Regions from separate parts of the Mus musculus genome. Here all the other regions are linked to region 1. A link is a loop called in an ENCODE intact Hi-C map of the cell type or tissue named here. Cell type or tissue: heart. All regions are shown on one strand.

Region 1 (8,000 bases):
GTGTTGGTGGAAGAGGAGACCTGGCACCATACCCAAAGAAGTGGCCTCTTATCCCCTCTTTCAACTGTTTGGACACAAACCAGGCTTGACCTTCCCCTCCCACTCACAAGAGTGACCTCCCTCCCAAATAAAAAGCTTCCCTGTGGATGATTTTGCTTGTTCCGTAAATGAAAACAAAAGACAAAACAAAACAAAACAAAAATGGTTGGGCTTGTTAACGATTCTGTTGGGTTTCCGAAGGTCAGAGATTAACTGACACTCATCCACTGCAGCCCCATAAAAACAGAGCTGTGTTTCTCTGCCCTTGCCAGAGCCCCTGTGGAAAAGCTCAACTCTGACAGTCAAAGGAGTTGTGAGGGTGCCAGTGGGAGGTACCCCCCACTGCTCAGTGATGGGCAGGGAGGCTGGTGTTAACACCTACTAACCTAAGAGCAGCCAGTGCCCCTCCTGTATTTGCACCTGAGCAGGGCAGGTTTATTAGACACACACTTGTTTCTGGAGATCATCAATTCACTGACCTGTGAGATTGGTGTAGTTAAATGTGACTTTGCGGTATGGAGAAAAGAGGGGCAAAGAAAGAGAGAGAGAGAGAGAGAGAGAGAGAGAGAGAGAGAGAGAGAGAGAGAGAGAGAGAGAGATAGATAGATTCAGGAGAGGAGAGGAAAGCTGAGAACAGCCCCAACAGGAAGAGAATGAAAATGAAAATAAATTCAGGTATCCAGGTTTGGAGAGGAGGAGGTGCAGGGGCTAACTGAAGTCACTTAAAAAAATAATTGGATTAAATCAATCCCCTCTCTCCAACTCATGTTCACCTCCTTTTCCTATTTCTCCCATTCTCCTTTCTTTCTTTCCCAGACATGCTGGTAGCTAACATTCGGCATTAGTTGCCATGGTGACCATAAATCACATAAATCCAAAAATACCCACCTATAATCTGAGATGAAGCTTTTATTTCCCTAGCGAAATAATATTTTAAAAGCTGTCAGCTGACAAAAAAAAAAAAAAAAAGGAGCCCACCTCATTGTAGTAACCTTAGTAATGTATTACTCTAAAGGTTTAAATTAAAATGTCAGCCTGTTCAAAACACGTTGGGAGAATCTTGGGCACTCCATGTCAGGCTCTCACAAAGACGTTGACTCCATCACTCCTAATGGTTCTTCAGCACACAGACACACTTGTGTGTGTGTGCACGTGCGTGTGCATGTACGTGTGCGCGCGTGCCTTTGCTCAGATCCAGGCTTTTCTTCCCTTTACCTCCGATGCTTTAGTCCTGACGGACTCTAAGCCAGGTTTGTAAAAGAAGGGAGTGTCCTGGAGCCAAAAGAGGCCTTGACCAGTGTTGAGGCTTTTAAGGGACCTTTTGTGTGTGTGTGTGTGGATTCTTAGATGGCTTTGAGATGGGGAGATCTTAAAGAAGTTAAGAAGAAAAAGAGAAGAGTTGGAGAGAGAAAAGCTGCGTTTTGGAGCACGGAACCCATCCATGGTCAAGTTCTATGGTTAGTGAAGCCCAGGAAGGATGGGGCTTGTCCCCCACCCCTTCTTTCTTTCCCAGGGGAAGAAACTTTCCCAGTGGGAGTCCCTGGGGAGGGTTGTGTGGCTGCAGCCGTGCCTTTTGTCTTCTAACTTGGGCTGTTGTCTTTTGCCTATCTTGGATTACAGGGTATTCGCCTAGATGAAGAGCCATTAATTACCCATTCAGTCAATATTAGGAAGACGACAAAGCTTTTTACATAGGATTAAGAAGACATCAGATTGTTCCATTAGTATATTCCTGCTCACGAATAAGCTTTCGTTATACATTTCCTTTTCCCCGGAGTCGCTCTAACAACTGCTGCATATATTAACAGCAGTCTGTGCGGAGTAACCGCCTAAGCAGCCTAAAGAAACTTTGAGTGAGAATGGAACGGGTTGGGAGAGTCGCCACCTGCAAAGAATGCTTGCCACCGACCTTCAGGGACTGACTACCTGGACATCTGGTACAATTTCCCACTGGGGTGGGGGTGGTTGGAAACCACAGGAAGAGAGGAGGCTTCTGCCAAGAAAACTGCAGGTTTAATGGCGGAGGTGGTGTCCAGTGGGGAAAAGAAAATAGATAACTGTCACCACCCAGTTCTCCTGTCTCTTTGCCTTTGCAAGCTTCAGATCTCCTCCAGCTAGCACCTGCACCTTGCCTTCCAGTTACATCCAAGATCGCTCCACTTTCCCCCACAACCTTCTTCCTCAGGGCTCAGATCCCTCCTCCAGACACCACCATTTTGCCTTTTGCTCCAGAAGGTTTGAATGTTAGAAGGCCTCCGCTTTAAGCGGCTTCATAATGGAAACCAGATCGTTTTGCTTTTGTGGGTAGAATAGGAGTTCACATCGTTCGAGTTTCGCCAACATTTGCTGATTAAGTGAATGGGAGCCCAAGAGGAAAACAGGGCCTTAGCGAGGGCCAGAGTTTACTCGCGTTCTCCGAAGGCGATTAAGCTGCGACCCCCAACCCCCGAGGGAGAAGGGATGTTTAGGGACCCAGAGTGTCGGGAGGGACCTAGGAGTTTTCTTCTGAGGCGGGGAAAATCTAGGACTTGGGGCAATCAGAATACTTTCAGCCCAGCCAGTCTCTCAAAGCTTTTTAAAAATTAATGGCATGGCTGGGGGTAGGGAAAGCGGGCGAAGTACTGGGCGCCTGTCGCAGGGCAAACCGGACAGACTTTGAGGCCAAGCCCGGCAGTGCTGTGGGCTTTATGCCCTACTCTATAGCAACGGCGCCCAAACATTCTGCACTCTCTTCTCTTCCTGAAGGTCAAGACCATTTGAGAGTTCCTAAAAACGTAGCCATACGTGAAGTCTTTAGCTGGACTTTGCTCCTTTCTATAGGACTGGCCAAAATGCCTCCCTCCAAGTGCCAGGCCTGGAGGCTCGATTAACTCTCTCAGCCCCTACACTGCCTCCAGTTTCAAGTTTTGAGCTTAGTGGTGGTATATGGAGCCCGCCTTAGCCCGAATACGGATCTGGGGAGTCTCCCTTAGAGAGTCTGCATCTGAGGCTATTTGAGGAAGAAGAGGTGGGCGCCGTCACGGGAGTGTACTGGCTTCATCTTTTTCACTACATGATATTTAAAAACATGCATTTTTTAAAGTATAGGAAACCTTAAAAGTACAAAAACTAAATTCAAGTCAGAAGTTTGTATAGTCTATAAATTATTTTCTGTAATCTCCAAAAGGTACTTAACTCTGGTGATCTTCCCGCAGTGATTAGAGGTTTTACCTTACTGGTGCATATTATTATTATTATTATTATTATTATTATTATTATTATTATTATTATTGTTATCATCATCGTCATCATCATCATCATCGTCATCATCATCATTTTGATTTATCAGTACACACACACACACACACACACACACACACACACACACACCACAAACCAGCTAAAACCCAAGGTTTTCAGTATCTTGTCCCACTACATGCCTTTTTAAAATGAATGCTATTAAACACATTTGGACAGCTTTTTAAAACTTAAGTCCAAAAGATAGAAAAACAGACATTTTTGGCAATATAGGGGGAGAACCTTTCATACACTCTTTAAAATAATCCGTCCTTCAAGTAAACGCCACAATTCTTCATATTCATATTCATATTCATATTCGCTCTCTCTCTCTCCCCACCATTTTCTTTTTCCTTTCTTTCTCCTATTATTAAAAGCGAATGCCAGGACACTTGACAGCGGGGACTAAACTCTGTAGGCTCTCAGACACATCCTGCCTACCTACAAGGACATCATCCCACTGCAGACTCCTTGACGGGGTCTGCGTCTATTAGCCCCAAAGCAGGCCACCTAGCCTCAGAAACAATTCTTTGGGTCAACGAAATCAGGGTTAGAGGTGGGGTCGAGTTCTAGGGTCACAAGCCACAGGATGTAACTTGCCCTCCGCTGGGCGGCGGCTGCCCCCCCACCCCCACCCCTGGGCCTAGGCCGGGCTTGCACAAAGCCTTCTCCCTGGGATTCATCGCTACTCTTGATTTTTAACCATATCCCAAACATTCTCCGGTCTAATAATTTATTTTTACGACCGATTATCAAACAGAAGAAGAATTTAACACAATCTTAATGACAGAAATCAACCGACATTATCTCTGCATTGCCCCCATTTAACCCCTTGGGGTTAATCCCGGACAAGTGAGCATTTAACTGACCCAGCAGGAGGACTCAGGATGGGAAAGCTGCAGGTTGCTTTAAGCGTTTTTGATTCAACAAATGCTGCTTTCTGCTCAGATACCCGCAGAAAGTCTTTTTTTCCTTAGTAATACTTTTTATTTACTTGACTGCAGTTCCAAATTACCCCCTCTGGCAATATTATATTTGTGTAGGGGTTGGGGTCGAGGGCTGTGGGGAGTTTTATCTCCTCACACAATCAAAGGTCAACAACCTCCTAAGGTCCGGCACTTACTTATTTTGAAGCTGGGAAAACCCGGAGACTAGAAAAAAATATGTAAATTAGAATTCTACACCTATTCCAAATGAAGGCCCCTCCATCTCTTATACACACACATACATTATCTAAGGATGAGTTTGTATTTCTCCAGGGCCTTTGCTGTGCGTGAGAGACATTTTCACCTTTTGCACAAGCCTATGGACTGGTCTAGGGTGAAATCAAACAACGAAGAAACTACATTATTCAAGCCCAAGGCCTAACAGCTAACACAGCAGCAGGGGCTCTTCAACAGGAGCACCCAATCGCTGCGGCCCTCATGTGCTGTGCATCGTTCTGTCTCCTGCTCTTTAGGGCTGTGGTCCAAACCCAGACCCTTCAAAGCGAGCCTTCAGCACGACTTTCCAGCGTTCGCCTGGCGCGATAAACTGCACCCAGCCGCCTGGGCGAGGCTTGGCTGTGAGCTTCAGGGACCGGGTGGGCCCTGATGGTGCAACGTGCAGTGGGACCAGGAGAGCGACAGAGGTCGCTGTTGGACCACTTTGCACACCAGAAGCAGCGGCCGTAGTAGGCTGGGGCGTGCGCAGGGGATCAGACCACAGGGAGAGAGAAAAGGGAGAGGTGTTGGGTCTCAGGAGTGCAGTATAATTTGTGGAAAGGAATTAAAGTCCCTGGGACGGCTGCTTCGCGCTCTACCCAGAGGCCAATAGTCTAAGTTCTGCAGCAGGGGACACCGGCTTTGGCAGCTTCGCCCGCCCGTGCTTCACCGGCAGCCCGGAGTCCCGGAGGCAGGAGCCCGGCGCGCGGCCTGCGCTTCCCTCCCCCCTTACCATTGGCGCCGGGGTGCTGCCGCGGGAACAGCTTGCTGCTGGCCGACTCTTTCCGGCTCTTGGGAGAGTCCGTGAACTCGACCTTTTTGATTTCGGAGTCTTTGGAGAAGAGACATTCAACGGCTGCCGGCTGCACGCCTGGGCCGTTAGTGCGCCCGCCCCACGTGCGGTGGCAGCGGATGCCAAAGGGCGGAGGGAAGGAGCCCCGGACCAGGGTTAGGGGGCGAGGCGGGACGGAGGGGGAAGAGGGACAGAGAGCAAAGAGCCCGTTAGAGGAAGGACAGACCACACTCCCAGCCCTCCGGCCCCTTGGCAACCCAGTGAGGGCAGTGATCTGTCCCTGGGCCACCCGACGGGAAGCTTAGAGGAGTGTCAGAGCAGTCCTTGCTAGTTCGCCTGAGCCCAAACCTCCCCGAAAGGGCAAGGCCACGGCTGTACTAGTTTGATTTCCTTTTCGCCTAACCCCCCCCTGGAGAAAGTTCCAGTTGCTGGGGGCCTCGCTGTCGAGCCGGAGCCTTCTCCTCTCTCTCAAGACGCAGCCTGACTCCCTTCTAGGGACCCGGGCAGGAGAAGTGAGCTTCTTACCTAATTGCACGCAGGCCGACACTAGTTTGCGACAATTGGTCTCCATTCCCGGTTATCTGCAAAACAGAAGAGAAGTGGGACTTTGAGAAGTGGCAGCTGTAGGGAGTTGGAGGCTCAAAGGCAGCTAGCTACTTGCGCGGAGGTCAGGATCGACTCTAGGTGTGAAGTGTGCTGCTAGGTGCTGGGGGATTCAGGCACGCCTCTCGGGCCGGAGAGCCCCACGGAGTCCAGCAACGTCTTCCGGGCTCTAAATCCAGGACTCCCACCGAGATGTTTACCTGGAGGAATTAAGTCCCCAGTTGAAGGGGAAAGGGCCCAGAGGTTAGGAGGCCAGTGAACCCACAAGCTTCTGGAGAAGCTGCGGGGACTACGTTCAAGGGCGCCTAGGCCGAGGAGCCACCTTAAGCTGATACACGATTTGGGGGTGGAGAGAATGGACTTCTCTTTGGAAAGATCGCCATTCAATACGGTGTCAGTCAATTTGAGCTCAGCAAACATTTGCAGAAGGCCAGAAACAGCATGCCGGGTCGCACAAAGCAACTTTCCCTCCGCTTTTCTGTTATTCTGAAAGGGAGGGAACTCTCGGCCAAGGGTGCTCCAGGAGCGAGCTGAGTTAGGGCCGCTCATCCACCAGGAGCCGCGTTTCCATATTTAGCCATACTTTTCCCTGGAGATACTCATCCAGCCATTTATTTACCCTAAAGTATGATTTAAGATCGTAGAGCCGAGTTACACGACGGGCTGGAGCGAGACAGGAGACCCGGGCAAGCGTTTCTGGAGGGGCCGCCAAGCCCAAACAGCACCGAGGAGGCTGCTCCTCCAGTTTCGGCCTTTGCCGTCCCAGGCAAGCTAGATCCTTTTCAAATTTCCAACCGCAACTCAGACAGCCAAGCTTTTGACGCGGCCCCTTTTCTTTGCCACAGGCAAACCGGGAGAGGTGGGTGGCGGAGGGCTAGATGGAATGGTTGCTTTCAAGACAAGAAAGGGAAGAAGGGATTCTCAGGCCCCCTGAATCTTGGCTCCTGACTCTTGCTAACAGGGTATGCCTGCGATCGGAGGATCCTTTTCTCTTAGAGACCAGGGCTGGAGGTGAGAGCGGGCATTGCCAGGCCAGTGGGCCGAGTTTTGGCCTCAGGAGCATTTTCACGCGCTCCTCAGTCTCTTCTGGAGCAATCCAAGCTCCAGGGGACTCTGGCCAAGGTCGTGCTGCCTGGAGGAGGGGCCGCCTGGTGTGGTGGCCTGGGGATCCAAGACTGGGGAGCCACAAGCAGGTCCCCCCTCCCCCAGCTAATGAGACCCGGGTAGGGATTCTGCCGATCCTTGTGGACCCGTGGGCCCAGAAGTAGCAGTTTGGCGGCTCCAGATTTAGCGATTCTGCAGTAAAATCACAGGATTAGTGTCTGATTGAGATGTCTGTTCGGGAGATATTACAAAATTCATTATCACAGCTTTCTACTAACTCGATATGAAGTAACACAGATGGGATTTTATTAGTCCAGACTCCAAATGTTTACTTATGATAATTTCGGGGGAAATTTGCATGGCATCATCATTTCGATAATCTTTTTTTTTTTTATATGTCTGAACTGGCTGCATTATTAGCCGGTAGCCCCAACATTGCAGATGGCTACTGCAAATAGTTTTATTTATTTATTTATTTTCAAGGACTGAAATATACAGAAGAGAAAGACCTGACCTGTAAAGTCAGTTGCTACACATTTCCTCCCACCCCCATCCCCCCACGCTTTGGTGCTGAAGACCAATCAAAGCAGTAAGAAGCAACGCTTCAAGACCCCGTAGGTTTCGGCCCAAGGAGTGAAAAGATCAAGACGTGTTCCTTAGCTCCTTGCTACACGTCCTTGTGACTTTGAGATGTATTTTATTTCGCAGTAATGTGAATCCTGAGACTTTATGCTCCATAGAACGACCAGGCCTAATAAATGGGTCCAGTCTAACTAACTGAGGAAGATTTTTTTCTTTAAAGAGAGACCTTCAAGTCTTATCTGATGATACTTAAACTTGTCCTATCAAGGTGGCTAACGTGTGACAGACAAATTTCACTGCCAGATTACAACACTGGTTTTGATGGCTAATCTCAACATTTTAGATAGGAGACGTTTCCTGATTAGAAGTTATTCTCATGCCAAAAGTTCCCATCCTGGTTG
Region 2 (8,000 bases), 740 kb after region 1:
CTAAAATTTTATTTTCCTAGTGTACAATTTCTTTTTTTAAATTAGATATTTTCTTTTTTTTTTCCATTTTTTATTAGGTATTTAACTCATTTACATTTCCAATGCTATACCAAAAGTCCCCCATATCCACCCACCCCCACTCCCCTGCCCACCCACTCCCCCTTTTTGGCCCTGGTATTCCCCTGTACTGGGGCATATAAAGTTTGCAAGTCCAATGGGCCTCTCTTTCCAGTGATGGCCGACTAGGCCATCTTTTGATATATATGCAGCTAGAGTCAAGAGCTCCGGGGTACTGGTTAGCTCATAATGTTGTTCCACCTATAGGGTTGCAGATCCCTTTAGCTCCTTGGCTACTTTCTCTAGCTCCTCCATTGGGAGCCCTATGATCCATCCATTAGCTGACTGTGAGCATCCACTTCTGTGTTTGCTGGGCCCCGGCATAGTCTCACAAGAGACAGCTACATCTGCGTCCTTTCAATAAAATCTTGCTAGTGTATGCAATGGTGTCAGCGTTTGGATGCTGATTATGGGGTGGATCCCTGGATATGGCAGTCTCTACATGGTCCATCCTTTCATCTCAGCTCCAAACTTCGTCTCTGTAACTCCTTCCATGGGTGTTTTGTTCTCAAATCTAAGGAGGGGCATAGTGTCCACACTTCAGTCTTCATTCTTCTTGAGTTTCATGTGTTTAGCAAATTATATCTTATATCTTGGGTATCCTAGGTTTGGGGCTAATATCCACTTATCAGTGAATACATATTGTGTGAGTTTCTTTGTGAATGTGTTACCTCACTCAGGATGATGCCCTCCAGGTCCATCCATTTGGCTAGGAATTTCATAAATTCATTCTTTTTAATAGCTGAGTAGTACTCCATTGTGTAGATGTACCACATTTTCTGTATCCATTCCTCTGTTGAGGAGCATCTAGGTTCTTTCCAGCTTCTGGCTATTATAAATAAGGCTGCTATGAACATAGTGGAGCATGTGTCCTTCTTACCTGTTGGGGCATCTTCTGGATATATGCCCAGGAGAGGTATTGCTGGATCCTCCGGTAGTACTATGTCCAGTTTTCTGAGGAACCGCCAGACTGATTTCCAGAGTGGTTGTACAAGCCTGCACTCCCACCAACAATGGAGGAGTGTTCCTCTTTCTCCACATCCTCGCCAGCATCTGCTGTCACCTGAATTTTTGATCTTAGCCATTCTGACTGGTGTGAGGTGGAATCTCAGGGTTGTTTTGATTTGCATTTCCCTGATGATTAAGGATGTTGAACATTTAGTTCATATTGTTGTTCTAACTATAGGGTTGCAGACCCCTTCAGCTCCTTGGGTACTTTCTCTAGCTCCTCCATTGGGGGCCCTGTGTTTCATCCTGTGAGCATCCACTTCTGTATTTGCCAGGGACTGGCATAGCCTCACTTGAGACAGCTATATCAGGGTCCTTTCAGCAAAATCTTGCTGGCATATGCAATAGTGTCTGGGTTTGGTGATTATGGGATGGATCCCCGGGTGGGGTAGTCTCTGGATGGTCCATCCTTTCATCTTATCTCCAAACTCTGTCTCTGTAACTCCTTCCATGGGTGTTTTGTTCCCTATTCTAAGGAGGAATAAAGTATCCACTCTAATGAAGTATCTACACTTTGGTCTTCATTCTTCTTGAGTTTCATGTGCTTTGTATCTTGTATTTTGGGTATTCTAAGTTTCTGGGCTAATATCCACTTATCAGTGAGTACATATCATGTGAGTTCTTTTGTGATTGGGTTACCTCACTCAGGATGATGCCCTCCAGGTCCATCCATTTGCCCAAGAATTTCATAAATTCATTGTTTTTAATAGCTGAGTAGTATTCCATTGTGTAATTGTACCACATTTTCTGTATCCATTCCTCTGTTGAGGGACATCTGGGTTCTTTCCAACTTCTGGCTATTATAAATAAGGCTGCTATGAACATAGTGGAGCATGTGTCCTTATTACCAGTTGGAACATCTTCTGGGTATATGTCCAGGAGAGGTATTGCTGGATCTTCCAGTAGTACTATGTCTGAATCCAAGAACACATCAAAATGATCATCCATCATGACCAAGTAGGCTTCACCTCAGGGATGCAGGGATGGTTTAATATATGGAAATCCATCAACGTAATTCACTATATAAACAAACTCAAAGACAAAACCACATGATCATCTCGTTAGATGCTGAGAAGGCATTTGACAAAATCCAACACCCATTCATGATAAAAAGTCTTGGAAAGATCAGGAATTCAAGGCCCATACCTAAACATAATAAAAGTAATCTACACCTAACCAGTAGCCAACTTCAAAGTAAATGGAGAGAAACTCAAAGCAATCCCACTAAAATCAAGGACTAGACAAGGCTGCCCACTTTCTCCCTACCTATTCAATATAGTACTTGAAGTCCTAGCCAGAGCAATTAGACAACAAAAGGAGATCAAGGGGATACAAATTGGAAAGGAAGAAGTCAAAATATCACTATTTGCAGATGATAAGATAGTATATATAAGTGACCCTAAAAATTCCACCAGAGAACTCCTAAACCTGATAAACAGCTTTGGTGAAGTAGCTGGATATAAAATTAACTCAAACAAGTCAATGGCCTTTCTCTACACAAAGGATAAATGGGCTGAGAAAGAAATTAGTGAAACAACACCCTTCACAATAGTCACAAATAATATAAAATACCTTGGTGTGACTCTAACAATTTCTATTTTAACCATGTATGTGGAAGCTTGAGAACATTTTTAGTCATAAGCTTAGTATAATAATTTAGCGTAATTCAAATGCACACTATGCAAACTTTATATGTAAGTCTTTTGATTTCTTTACTTTTCAATGCACAGAGAATATTTTCCCATGAGTCCTGGGTGAGAATCTGAAATGAAAAGAACTTTTATCTTATAAACATGCCCCATCCCAGCACAGTTCCACTACAGAGCCATCTTCAACTTGGGGTTATTAGGTTCCTACAGAAGCATCTTCCTGTGTGGCTCAATCAGGAACTCTATGCAGCAGCCTTGGTACTTGGGGGTTCTGCATCTATCAGTTCCTCCATTTTGATTTCCTCTGCTGAATTGATTTCAAGCATACCTTTCTGTAAATTACTGAAAAACAAAACAAAACAAACAAACAAACAAACAAACAAAAACCTCTGACTTTGAATTTCTTTAGAGTGCCAAGCACATTAGAAGAAGCTATTGCCTCCAATGTTATTGGATATTTTGGGGCCATGTGTCCATCTGTGACTCTATTTATGATTTGGAACTTGAATTGTTTGGCTATCTGTTAATTTGGAATGCAAACTGTTAGGCAGAGACTAGGTTGGTCCTCTAAAAACTCATGGAATTTAAGGCAGGAAGATACTTTTGGAAAAAATCATTAAGAGATAATTGCAGGCAGGTTAAATATTGAATGTCTGGAGCTTTTATATTTGCATGTATAGTTTCATGCTTAGTGACTAAAGACAAAAATATTTATGATCCTGGCCTTTTAATTTAGACCTCAATAGTGTCAACATCCAAACGCTACAGCCCAAGTGTTTTCACTTCCCTGTAGAGTTAGAGCCCATGAGCATTGTCTATACTGTCCACTAGGGCTCTTACATCAGTGTGCTCTGGATTTGTATTGCTACAATGTTGAGTTTCATCTGATTGGAAAGTAAAAGAAGTAGCAGAGAAAATTAATATCTTACTCCAGATCCCAGTTCAGCCTGATAGTTACACTCTCATCCTTAATTGTACCTGAGGCAAAAAGTTCAGTTATTTAGTCCTTGAAGAATCAATATTGTTGGCCTTTAAGATATATTGATTTAATGAATCACACAGAGGAGTCTCTGAAAGTTTTCTGCTAAGGCTCTAACATGTTAGAATTGGATGTCATATCATCTGCACTCTAATGAAGAGTTTAACATTTAGTCAACATGTTGCCATCATGTCATGAAGATTATAGGCTTCATTGTCTAGAAGTCAGAGATGCTCACTGACCACACCTATATGGGAAGGGAAGGAGGGACCAAGGTAGGAAAGAGAAGAGGGAGAGGAAGAGGGGAACATGATCAGGTATTGGTTGGGGAAAAAGGACTGAAGTCCAAAGGGCCAGAAGAATGGAAACAGGCAACAATAGAAGGTAGGATGCGGGGGTGGGGGGACCCTCCAGAATGTGTCAGAGACCTGGGAGGTGAGAGACTCTCAGGACTCAAAGAGAGGGATCTTAGATGAAATGCCCAACAGTGGGGAGAGGGAACTTGTAGAGCCCACCTCCAGCAGGAAGACAGGTCATCAAGTGAGGGAGGGGGTAGCATCCCAGTTAAAACTCAGACCCATAATTGTTCCTGTCTGAAAGAACTGCAGAGGCAAAAATGGAGAAGAGCCTGAGGAAAAGGAAGTCCAGCAACAGACCCAAAGTGAGATACAGCTCAAGGGGAGGCCCTGAGACCTGACACTATTACTGAGGTTATGGAGCGCTCACACAATGGGGCCTATCATAACTGCACTTTGAAAGATTGACCCAACAAGCAGCTTATATAATCAGATGCAGATATTTACACTCAACCAATGGACAGAAGCTACTGACCCCTGTGGTCGAATTAGGGGAAAGCTGGAAGAGGCTGAGGAGGAGAGCAACCCTGTAGGAGGACCAGTAGTCTCAACCTGGACCCCCAAGATCTCTCAGATACTGAGCCACCAACCAGGCAGCATACACTGGCTGATATGAGGTCCCCAACACATATACAACAGAGGACTTGCTGGGTCTGCACTCAGTCAGAGAAGATTCATCTAACCCTCAAGAGGCTGGAGTCCCCAGGGAAGGGGAGGTCTGCTAGGGCAGGGGTGGGTTGGGGGGACATCCTCATGGAGATGAAGGGGTGGGGGAGGAGGTATGGGATGAGGAACCGTCAGAGGGTGGATTGGGAGGGAGATAAAATCTGGAGTGTAAACCAAAATAAGTAAATAGATAGATAGATAGATAAGTAAAAGTTTTAAAAATGAAATGAAATAATGCAAATATATAGCTCACCTTCTTATCAATCTAGAAGCTAAGAGTAGGGGAGAATTGTCTTCTCTAAGATCTAAAATACCGTGACTTGACAAAAATAATGAGGTTGTGGACAAAGAAAGAAAGATAGGTTTGTGCTATAACAGTGCTAATTAGACAACGTAGAGGTGCTAAATGTAAATCAGAGTTGTTTCAAGAAGGAATCCTCTGTTGCTTGTTACTGTGCTGCAACGAGAAAACAGAGAAGCCACAAAGATACAGACAACCATGGAAGTAGAATGTAGTAGTAACTATGGGCAGAAACCACTTATCGGAAAAAAGGCTTGTTTTGACAAACAGTTTCAAAGAGCTCATTCTTTGTATCCTCCAGGTCATGACCAAGCTGCTCATTCATGGTAGTATGAGAATGAGGTGGAGATGGTGCCTAGGGTGAAGAACCAAGAGGCACAAAGAACATCAGAACCCAGGTCTGTGCTATCATCTTCTTCAGCATGTATCTAACAACCCACTTCCACCTGTGCCCTATTGCCTAAAGTTTCCACAGCCTGACAATATATCACCACCAGCTGGGAAACTGGAGCTTGAAACATATTTCTCTAGAAGGGCATCCAAGCCATAGCACAAAGTAAGATGGATGCTCTAAGATATTCAGCTCATTGGCTGTTTGGGGGATAATCACAGTGGCAAGGATCCAGAGGGTGTCAACTGTGTGAGTTAAAGCATTAGAAAGAAATGTTGAATGGTGTAGAGAAATGAGAGAAAGGCTTTCAGTCTGAAAATAGAACATAAAAATAACTCCAACGGAAAAAATCATGAGAATTTCTTCATAGTCAATGTAGTTGTTGATTTCTCTTCAAAAGTTATAGCTCTTCTGCCCTAACCTCATTCTAGCTGCTTACAAAGTAAGATCTTTGAAATCTTAAATTGGTGTGCCAAAACCACACTGGTCCACATTCTTCTTTTTAGGTGTTCTGACAAGAATGCTAGAATTTGCAATAAATTTTCCTTAAATGAAAAGAAGTGAACCACTTGTAACTCAAAAGGCATGCATAAGAGACTTTGAGGGGTGCTGTAAGGAGGCTTCAACTGTGACATCTCAGGGGTTTTCTTCCACAGTATCTCCTGCAGTAGATATCTTGCTGTCATTGCTAACCATGATTCAAATATAAATACTGATGGCCTAGGAAACAAACAACAAGTCAGGCTCACAAAAGAGCCCTTCACCTATCCTTGGTTCTGGTCCCAAAGACTCCAATCAGTTTTTGGCTTGGATCTCTCTTAAAACATCTAAGTTCTAGACAACATGGGGAGCATCCTCAGGGAGAACACTAATCTCCATCTCGTTCACATTTGCACAACATGGTGTGGCTTGTAATACAGTTCTTTAATAATAGATCTCTAGAACTATGAGATAACTCTCCCCACCCTCATCTACTACTTCTGTGGACTGAGAATGGGATCTGCATATAGAGGCTATGGAAGTAGAGAAATGAAAGTAAGCAGAGCAAATATTCTATCCCCCGAACTTACAGTGCTGAATGCTGTACAGGTGTAAATGTGTGGCTTTAAAGCACAGAGGAATTCTACAACAGCGAGTAGGCAAGTTGGGCTATAATTGTCAATGCAGGCGTTCAGTGGGGAAAGACACTTGCTGCCAAAGCTAATGATCAGGATCAATCTCCATAACCCACATGCGAGAAAGAATTGACTTCTACCTCACATGAGACAGCTATACCAGGGTCCCTTCAGCAAAATCTTGCTGGCATATGCAATAGTGTCTGGGTTTGGTGGCTGATTATGGGATGGATCCCCGGGTGGGGTAGTCTCTGGATGATCCATCCTTTCATCTTAGCTCCAAACTTTGTCTCTGTAACTCCTTCCATGGGTGCTTTGTTCCCTATTCTAAGGAGGAATGAAGTATCCACACTTTGGTCTTTCTTCTTCATTTTCCTTTATTTTGCAGAAGTGGATGCTCACAGTCATCTATAGGATGGAACGCAAGGCCTCCAATGGAGGAGTTAGAGAAAGTACCCAAGGAGCTGAAGGAGTCTGCAACCCTATAGGTGGAACAACAATATGAACTAACCAGTACCCCCAGAGCTCGTGTCTCTAGCTGCATATGTAGCAGAAGATGGCCTATTCGGCCATCATTGGGAAGAGAGGCCCCTTGGTCTTGCAATCTTTATATGTCCCAGTACAGGGGAATGCCAGGGCCAAGAAGTAGGAGTGGGTAGGTAGGGGAGCAGGGCAGGGGGAGGTTATGGGGAACTTTCAGGATAGCATTTGAAATGTAAATAAAGAAAATATCTAATAAAAAAAACAAAAACAAACAAACAAACGAACAAAAGAATTGGCTTCTACAAGTTGTCCTGAGACTTCTAATGGGTTCTATGGCATCAATGCATGTACACACACACACACACATGCTAAAACTTACAAACTGTGAGTGATTCATCATGATAGCAGTGTTAAAAATGATGACATCAAGAACAGAAAGGTGATAGTTTCACCAGGTTCTCCCTCTGTCTAGCAATAACTGGTGGTTCCTCCATCTTCCCCACCTATACTCTTCCTTTCAGCCAGTCCTCTTCCCTGTTCCCCAACTCAGTTTAGTTCTTCCGGCAATAACCAAACTGCCAAGAATCTCATATTAATCAAGACAGTGAGGTTGTTGGAATTTACTTACAGCCAGATGCTGTCTGAAACCACATGAATAAGATCCAAAGCTCCCCAAACATTGTAAAGACACGGTGGTCCATACTGGACAATGGTTCCACCATTTACTTTATCACAGATATCCAGCTTATGCACTAGAGCATCTTTAACACTTTCTAGTTTGAGAATATCAGTGGAGCATTGGGAGTATGTCAAATTTATGTACATTTTTAAATATTTTTTTTACTGTTTCCTTTTATTTTGAATAACAACACTCATATATTCTAGGCAGTATGATTTTAAATTTTATTTCAATATATAAATTGAACTTAAATTGC
Region 3 (8,000 bases), 1.6 Mb after region 1:
GTGTATTAAATATACACACATGCTTGCAATACCAATTAGTTTTTTTTAAGAGGCCATGAATTTGGAGGAGAACAGGGAGGGGTATATGGGAGGGCTTGGGGGGGGTGCGCAAAGGAAGGGAGATATGTTGTAATTAAATTATAATCTCCTAGGCCTGGCAGTGGTGGCACACACATTTAATCTCAGCACTCAGGAGGCAGAGACAGGAGAATCTTTGTGAGTTCAGGCCAGCCTGATCTACAGAGCTAGTTCTGTGTGAATATATATATATATATATATATATATATATATATATATATATATATATATATATACTCAAAAGAAAAACAATAGGATGGAACTTGAGCTCACAGATTGGACTTTGCTGGCCAGCCAGTAAAGCAAGCCCTGGAATCTGCTGTTTTCTGTCTCTCCAGTGCTGAGATTACAACAGGACTTTTAAAAACTTGGATGCTAGGGATCAAACACAGGTCCTGCTACTCAGCAAGCCATCTGTTCTGAGCCATCACCACATGATGCCTGAGACAGCATTTTTCACGACTGAAGATGATTAGACACCACAAAACCAACAGCACCAACCAACAAACAAACAAAACCAACAGCACCAAATTTGGTGTATAATAATCTGTGGTTACATGGGAAGAGGAGTGAGAGGAGGGTTCTGGGGTGCTAAGCAAAAAAATGCCTGGCATGTAGCACAGGGTGCTTGTGTGTGGACAACCCGCAAGCTTGCACCTCCAGGCAGTGAGCAAACCTCTGGGGCTGGAGAAACTGTAGAGGTGAGACTGCCGGATGCCTGGGGTTGAGTCATCAACCCATCAACCCGCTGTTGACATTACTCCAAGCCTTAGTGGCTGAGCCTAGACCTTCAGGACACCTGGCTATGGGACCCCCTCAACTGCTATTTCCTCAGGCAGTTTTCAGAGAAAGCTTATGGCTATAACCATCATCAACTGACAGACAGGTTTGTTTTCAAACTTTTACACTAACAGTCCTCTGATTGCTAATTTAGACTTTTGATTGTTAAAAGCATAGACATGAGTAGAAAAATATCACCTTGTATCCATAATGTATCACCACATTGTAAAGAGAAAGGAGGGGAATTGCTTTTGAGCAGGAAAGGCAGCTCATTGGGAGAGAGCTTGCCTCACATCCAGGACACACCGGGTTCAGTTCCTAGCATCTCACAAGAAGGAGGTGGGTCAAACAGGCCCTCCTTTGTCCAGTATGAAAGCTAAGCAAAATCTTCGGGTTGAATCTTCCTTTGATTGAAGACAATGTAGTTATTAAGATTTTAAACACTGGAGTTGGAGAGGTGGCTTTTAAGAGCACTGGTTGCTCTCCCAGATGATGTAGATTCAGTTTCCTGCGACTACATGGTGGTAACTCTCTCTTCTGGCACTGCACACATGTGGCACACAGACACACATGCAGGCACAACATCCTATGTACAAAATAAATGTTTAAAACATGTAAAGGTATTAAACCTCAAAAAATCCCTATGAGTGTGGACAGTTTCAGATAGAGACCTCAAAAGAAGCCGTAATTTCTCTATGCAAAGGAACATTTAGCTCAAAGCAAAAACAGATATGACATTTATAGGAAGAAGATACATTGGCCAGCTAACTCTTTTAATTGAATGATTTTCTGTTTGCATCTGTTCATCTAGGGCTTAATTCTTGAATGTGGTCAACTTTTGCTTGGTCATTGAAGTGTTTGGAGGATGAGGTGTAAGTCGTAGCCATTTTGCCTCCTCTTCAAATAACTTTAACAAAGAATAGAACGCAAAGCTATTTCTCTCTGGGTATTATTTGAATTTACACTAACTCTGAATGTCTCCTTTTCTCTAGAACTTTGACCTTTGAAGCCAACTAGCTTGTTAAAGTGCCTAATACAAAACCAACCATCCATAATAAACTAAAAAGAAAAAGATGTTCTATGAGGGATCAATATACAGTTCCTTCAGTTTAAAAATGGTCATAAAAAACACAGGGCCGCCAGTGGAGGAGCTAGAGAAAGTATGCAAGGAACTGAGGGGGTCTGCAACCCTATAGGAGGAGCAGCAATATGAGCTAACCAGTACCCCCAGAGCTTGTGTCTCTAGCTGCGTATGTAGCAGAAGATGGTCTAGTCGGCCATCATTGGGAGGAGAGGCCCTTGGTCTTGCAAAGATTATATGCCCCAGTAGAGGGGAATCCCAGGGCCAAGAACGGGGGTGGGTGGGTTGGGGAGCAGGGCGGGGAGGGGGTATAGAGGACTTTCAGGATAGCATTTGAAATGTAAATGAAGAAAATATCTAATTAAAAAATTGTTTTTAAAAAAAGGTCATAAAGGAGAACCAGGCATGGTGGTGAGGCACAGGTCTTTAATCCCAGCACTTAGGAGGCAGAATCAGGCAGTTCTCTGTGATTTCTAGGCCAGCCTGGTCTACAAATTGAATTTTAGGACAGCTAGAACAGAAACTCCCTCAAAAAACAAAACAACAGCAAAAGAAAGGTGAAGCCAAAAGAAGTTAACTGCAAAAACAGATTTGCACACTGTACCAAAAAACTTCTTTCCTTCTTTCTTTCTTTCTTTCTTTCTTTCTTTCTTTCTTTCTTTCTTTCTTTCTTTCTTTCTTTTCTCTCTCTCTCTCTCTCTCTCTCTCTCTCTCTCTCTCTCTCTCTCTCTCTCTCTCTCTCTCCCTCTCTCAATTAACAGATATGCAACATCTGTCTCTCTACATAACCCTGGTTGTGTCCAGGAATTCACTGTGTAGTACAGGCTAGCATAGAGATTCACCTGCCTCTGCCTCCCAAGTGCTGGATTAAAGGCGTGCATCACTACAGCCTACTCAACCTCCTGCTATTAAAATAAAGCTTTTTCTGAACACTGGAGTCTGTTGTGACATAATTATTATTTAAGATCCCCACTTTTGCTCTTCGTTGCCCAGGCAGCATGTATTTATTGATTTAAACATCCAGAGTTCTGCCACTGAACTTGTCCCCAGCTCAGTATGTTGTTAATTTATTTATTTAGATACAAGGTCTCACTGTGTAACCCTGGCTGGCCTGGAATTCACTCTGTAGACTAAGCCTGAACTCATGGAAATCTGCCTGCCTTTAAGAAGTGATTTCTTAAAAACAGAATGTGGGTTTGTGATGGATTTCATACTCCAATTTCAGGGTTGGTGTTTCAAGTAGGATCCCATATTTTGTAATTTCTTAGTGAAATTCCACATCAAACATGACCCAAGATACAAATATACTCAATTCAATATGTGAAAACTTTAGTAAAATACAACTCATTCTGTATTAAAAGCCAGCCACATCAGAAACAAACGCAAAAGCCAAACCTCAATACAAACTTATGAAAATTAGATACTTTATTTATAGCTTAATCACAAAACAATTTTCTTATTCTTCGGGATGTAAATACATACTAGAATAAACTCTGTAGAATATACAAAAAAATACATACTTTCCCATGAAATTTTTCTTCAAAATAAATAGAAGGAAACACGTGTGTGGCTGATCCTGGCAATGCCCCGTGTCTGCTTAGGTTTTCAGACTGTTGATTTATTTTTAATCTCTTGAAAGGATGGGGGAGTTCCTTCTCCCCTAAAAGGTCGAGATAAATAATGCATGAAGCAATCCTCCCTCCTGATTTTTCCTTTTTCCTTCACATTTTTTCTTTTGATAGAGAATTCAGCCTAAATTTCCACGCTTGCATTCAACCCTTACAAAAGCCTACAAATTATACAATGACTTCTAACCTGGCCCTCTAACAAAACAAGTTTTTCCCCCTTATAAATCATAAGAGACAGATGGCAAAATGGAGAAAAAAAGCAAAAAGAAGGGCGGGACAATAGGCATTGTGACGAATCTGGGAAAAAAACAAAGTGCACATCAGAGAGGGAAAGTTTGGTTTGACAGGTGAAATTCCCACAGCCTGCAGACAGCAATGGGAATAGAGCAGATGCCAGCCATTGCAAATGTGTGGATAATATTATTACCAGTAAATTCATTCAGATGCTAAAATACATTTCTTTCGACTGACATTAACATCTCTATGTAGAAACGAAGGTGAAAAGATCACAGGGACCAGTTGCATTCCCTCTGAGAGATTCACACGAACTGCCTGCCCGGAGTTCTCCTCCAGCAGCTCTGAGAGAGGGGAGGAGCGTCAGTCTGCTCTGCACACTCGTTAGTTATGGTACTTTTTCTCAGTGTCTTTTACAGTCTTACGAGGTTCCCCACGCCAGCCCCCACTCCCACACGCCATAGTCCTCTTTGACCATAAATCCTCACATCTTCAATAAACCAGAGCTGGTCTCCACCCCCGAATGCACCAGCCGCCGAGGGGATTGCAAGGGCCACCTCTGCTCTGTGAAGTGGAGTCCGGGGCGTGGAGGGTGAGGGGCGGGAGAAGGATGGGAAGAGGGCCGGGTAGAGGACGAGAGAGGGAGACCCGCAGCTCTAGATACAGTCCCTGGCGAGGGGCAGGTGAGGCGCATAACGATGCTTCTCCGGAGGTGGGGGCTGCCAGTAGTCCACGTCTGACCCGGGGCTAGCGGGCGATAAAGTGCAGCTGTATGGGGACGTGGAGTTGGAGGATGACGCCGGGCTGTTGGTGCAGCTCCAGGAGGAAGGTGGAGAAGGGCTGTCCCCGCTGGCGCCGAGCGCAGCTCCCGGGCTCAGGAGCACCGCCTCCGTGAAGAGCGCCCCCTGGAGGCCACCGGCGCCGGCGCAGTGGTCCGCCAGGCGCAGAGTCTCGGTGAGCGCCCAGATGTAATTGTGGGCGAAGCGCAGCGTCTCGATCTTCGTGAGCTTGGCATCCTCGGGGAAGGTGGGCAGCACCTCGCGCAGCGCGTCCAGCGCGGCGTTTAGGTTGTGCATGCGGTTGCGCTCGCGGTTGTTGGCCTTGAGCCTGCGGGTCTTCTTGATGCGCTGCACCGTCTCCGCCGTCTTGGCACCTCGGGAGACGGCCCGTGAGCGCGACGGGCGACGCTTGCACTCGTGCATCAGGCCCAGCAGCCGCCCTGGCCGGCAACCCCCGGCACCCGACGCCGGACTGCCCTGCACCCCCTGCCCGGCTTCCGCTCCACGCTGCCCACGCGCGGAGCCCGGCCGGCGCAGCTCCTCGTCCTCCTCCTCGTCCGCGCTGGAGGACATCGGGGTCAGGGTCGCCGAGGCCGGGGAAGCCGAGCCCAGCAGCATCAGTACCTCCTCTTCCTCCTTCAACTCCAGAGTCTCAGATTTGACGAACATCCTGAGAAAGAAGAGGCAGATGAAATTTATTCCCAGAATGGACAGGGTAAAGTGTCGCTGGCGCCGCGCCCCGCCCCCCCCCCCTCCATCTCCCTCAATGTGCATTCGCGAAGATGGCGAGGACAGAGCTGGGGAGGAGCGCCCCGGGCTCGAGCCACCTTCTGCCGGTCACAGAAGTCACTGCGTCTAGAGCGATGGAGTTAGCGTGGGCGGCGTGAGCCTGCGTGGGGACACTGCCTGCGAAGTGGAGAGCCGCGGCATGCACACTTACCTACGCGGCTCCAGATGTGTCGCGGCGCAGCTGCTGCTCCGGTGTGTGTCCGGGAATGTCCCCGCAGCCCGGAACCGAGCACGGTGTCCTCCGCGCCGCGGGCTTGGCGCTTCCTAGGCGCACCTCCGCGGGGGGGCCTCTCGGCTGGGCGACTTTGCCAAGAGCCCGGACGACCGCGGCAGCTCGCCCGAGTCTCGTGTGTTGTCGTTCTCGTGCGTGGTTGTCTGTCAGTCAGTCCCTGGCCGTGTGGCTGCTGGCACGCGACTCCAAGGCACTCCAGTTAAAGCCGAGCTGCTTGTGGTTCAGTGGCTGCGTGTCTGGCACACGACTCTCCTTAAAACCCCTTATATACCACCAAGAAAACAATCAGATCTGCCCCGGGGCCCCCTCCTCACCTACCCTTCCCCCGCCCTCTCCTCCTCCGCCTGTCCTGGTCCCCCGCTCTCCCTCCCCAGCTTATTCTTTTCATCGTATTATCATCATTCATTTCTTTCCCTTTCTTTAGTCCCTCTCCCCCTCCCCTGGCCTGGCCATCCATCCTCCTCCTCCATCACCCCCGCCCCTCCGTCCCCCCTTTATCTAATCAGCATAAAATGGTTCTAAAGCTCCTGTTGGCGCTCCAGGCTGCAGCCCAAGCTACCGAAGCCGCGGCGGCGGCAGTGGCTCAAGCTGCGGCTGTTGTCGCCGCCGCTGTCTATTGTGATTGGTGGCTCGCGCTCGGCTGGAGCGTGCCGCTAATTTATTAATGAAAGGAGGTCGCGAGGCGCAGCTGGCCAATCAGTGTTCCCGGGACTCCGGGAGGCCTGCGAGCCACGCGCACCGGAGCCCGCTCCCTTTCAGCAGCTCATTAGGGGCCCGAGTGCTGGGGGCCCATGGCGGGGGGGGGGGGGGGCACCCCGACTACTGCTCCCGCCCGAGTCCTCCATACGCGTCCCGCCCGTCTCAGCCGGGGTCTCACGGGCGGGCGACCGGAGCCTTGAATTAGTGAGAGTCAGAATCCCGGAGAAGGCAGCCTGGTGGTGCTGCCGGCCATGTCTCGGCAAAGCCTCTTTGGGGCCGTATCAACTAGAAAACGGGTTTTAAAACACCTTAGTCTAATTAGGAAAAGGAAGGGGTCACGTACGTGTGCCAGACAGGAGGCACGTTGTGAGAGAGTGTGCCTGAGTTCTAGAGAAACGTGTCTATGACTGTTTGGGAAACATTAGGAGTTCACAGAGACGTCCCCTAGAAGGGGAAATTGGTCGGAGAGCAATTGATGAGCATTAAAAAAAAATAAAATAAAATAAAATAAAATAAACGCACTCACTTGACACACCCATTTTCCCTGAGACACAGTGAGGCTTCACGCCTTGACGTAATTTGGGGGGCTTCTGGTGCGGAAGGGGATGGGTACCAACAACAGGTTAGAGCCAGATGATACTATAAGGTGGCTTCCTGTGTGGGTGGCAAAGGCAGGCGTGCTACTGCTCCTAGGAGCGAGTGGATCACTCTGACACTTGTATGACCTCTGCTCCGCTCTGGGGGGCGTTGTTGAGACATAGGGCCTGTCCTCCCAATTCTGCCTTTTCAATGGGGAGAAAAAAAATAGAAAGGAGCTCTAGCTCCCTGCTGGACTTGAGAGGAAACTTGTTCTGAATTGCTGTCTGTCCCTCCCCTTTACCACTAGACGCAGAACCAGAGTCCCAGAAGTGAGTGAGTCCTGAGTGTCATCTGGGACCGGTCGCGGGGTCCTTTTTTGCGAGGATGAAAGGAGAGTCTTGGGAGGGGCTTTAGCAGTCCACCAGAGCCAGAGAAAGAGATTATCCGCAGGTCTCTGGCTCCTTAGTTCGTTGGGACTGAAAATGAGCTGAATCTCAGAGAAGAGTTCAGCCAGAGCACTGTTCGCATTGGCACGGTTTGCGTGTGTTTAGTTCCCTTAGAGGGCTACGGAGCAGGATTTGGAGAGCGTGGAGCCGAAGAAAAGCAAAATTAGCATCCAGGGAAATAGTCTGGATCTTTGCAGCACCCCAACCTCCAGTATTTTCTGTCAAACTTTCATTTCTTCCCCCTTTAAAAAAAGCACATTTCCTAAATGTAAAAGCATTATTTCATCTAGTTCCCGCTAGATCCTCTCGGAACACTTTAATTTCCCTTGTAGACAGGACTGAAATAATGGGAAGGCACAGACGATACTGGACTTCAACACACGCCATCCGGCCCTCTCAGAGACTCTTCCTTTGAGTCTCTAGCTCTGTCTAGAAACTCGCAAGAAGCCGAATAGTCTGGAAGGCAAAAAATATATATTTGGAGTGAGAGCTGTCGGACAGCCCACATGGTTGCAGGTGCACGCGACCTTACGTAGTTAGCATTGAGACCAAACACTTAACCACCCTTCAAATTCTTCCTAAAAGAAACCCCCACTAAGGGTCTGTTTGGCCTTGGCTGAACGGATGGGGATTTAAGGAACATGTGGGAGTGGATGCGGAGTTTGTGTTTGTTCA

The links. A loop is a pair of places that touch in the nucleus more often than their neighbours do. Peaks named below come from ENCODE experiments on the same cell type or tissue, not always from the same donor. Only the 100,000 strongest peaks of a DNase experiment are listed, where the experiment ranks them.
Region 2: a loop joins it to region 1, with 3 times the contacts of the local background. A loop is called at or near these places in 7 of 42 quality-filtered maps.
Region 3: it touches region 1 in a loop (7-fold over the local background); 16 of 42 quality-filtered maps call a loop at or near these places.

Annotation. Positions count from the first base shown.
Region 1 is chr3:129,201,828-129,209,827 of GRCm38, reverse strand. It overlaps Pitx2 (paired-like homeodomain transcription factor 2), which reads right to left. Exons shown (of 5, transcript NM_011098.4): 2 at 5,836-5,891; 3 at 5,251-5,388. The coding sequence starts at 5,881. Among named protein-coding and RNA genes, the nearest start is that of Pitx2, 6.0 kb to the right of the region's middle. In heart, a CTCF peak has its summit at 4,926; a DNase peak (open chromatin) is centred at 4,947; H3K4me3 peaks cover 3,109 bases; H3K27ac peaks cover 546 bases; H3K27me3 peaks cover 7,269 bases.
Region 2 is chr3:128,460,031-128,468,030 of GRCm38, reverse strand. No RefSeq gene overlaps it. Among named protein-coding and RNA genes, the nearest start is that of Gm52639, 90 kb to the right of the region's middle. In heart, no CTCF peak of the experiment used is centred here; no DNase peak of the experiment used is centred here.
Region 3 is chr3:127,630,978-127,638,977 of GRCm38, reverse strand. Neurog2 (neurogenin 2) reads right to left here and starts at 5,842. Exons shown (of 2, transcript NM_009718.3): 1 at 5,521-5,842; 2 at 3,347-5,250. The coding sequence starts at 5,249. The coding sequence ends at 4,458. In heart, no CTCF peak of the experiment used is centred here; a DNase peak (open chromatin) is centred at 4,597; H3K4me3 peaks cover 2,767 bases; H3K27me3 peaks cover 7,070 bases.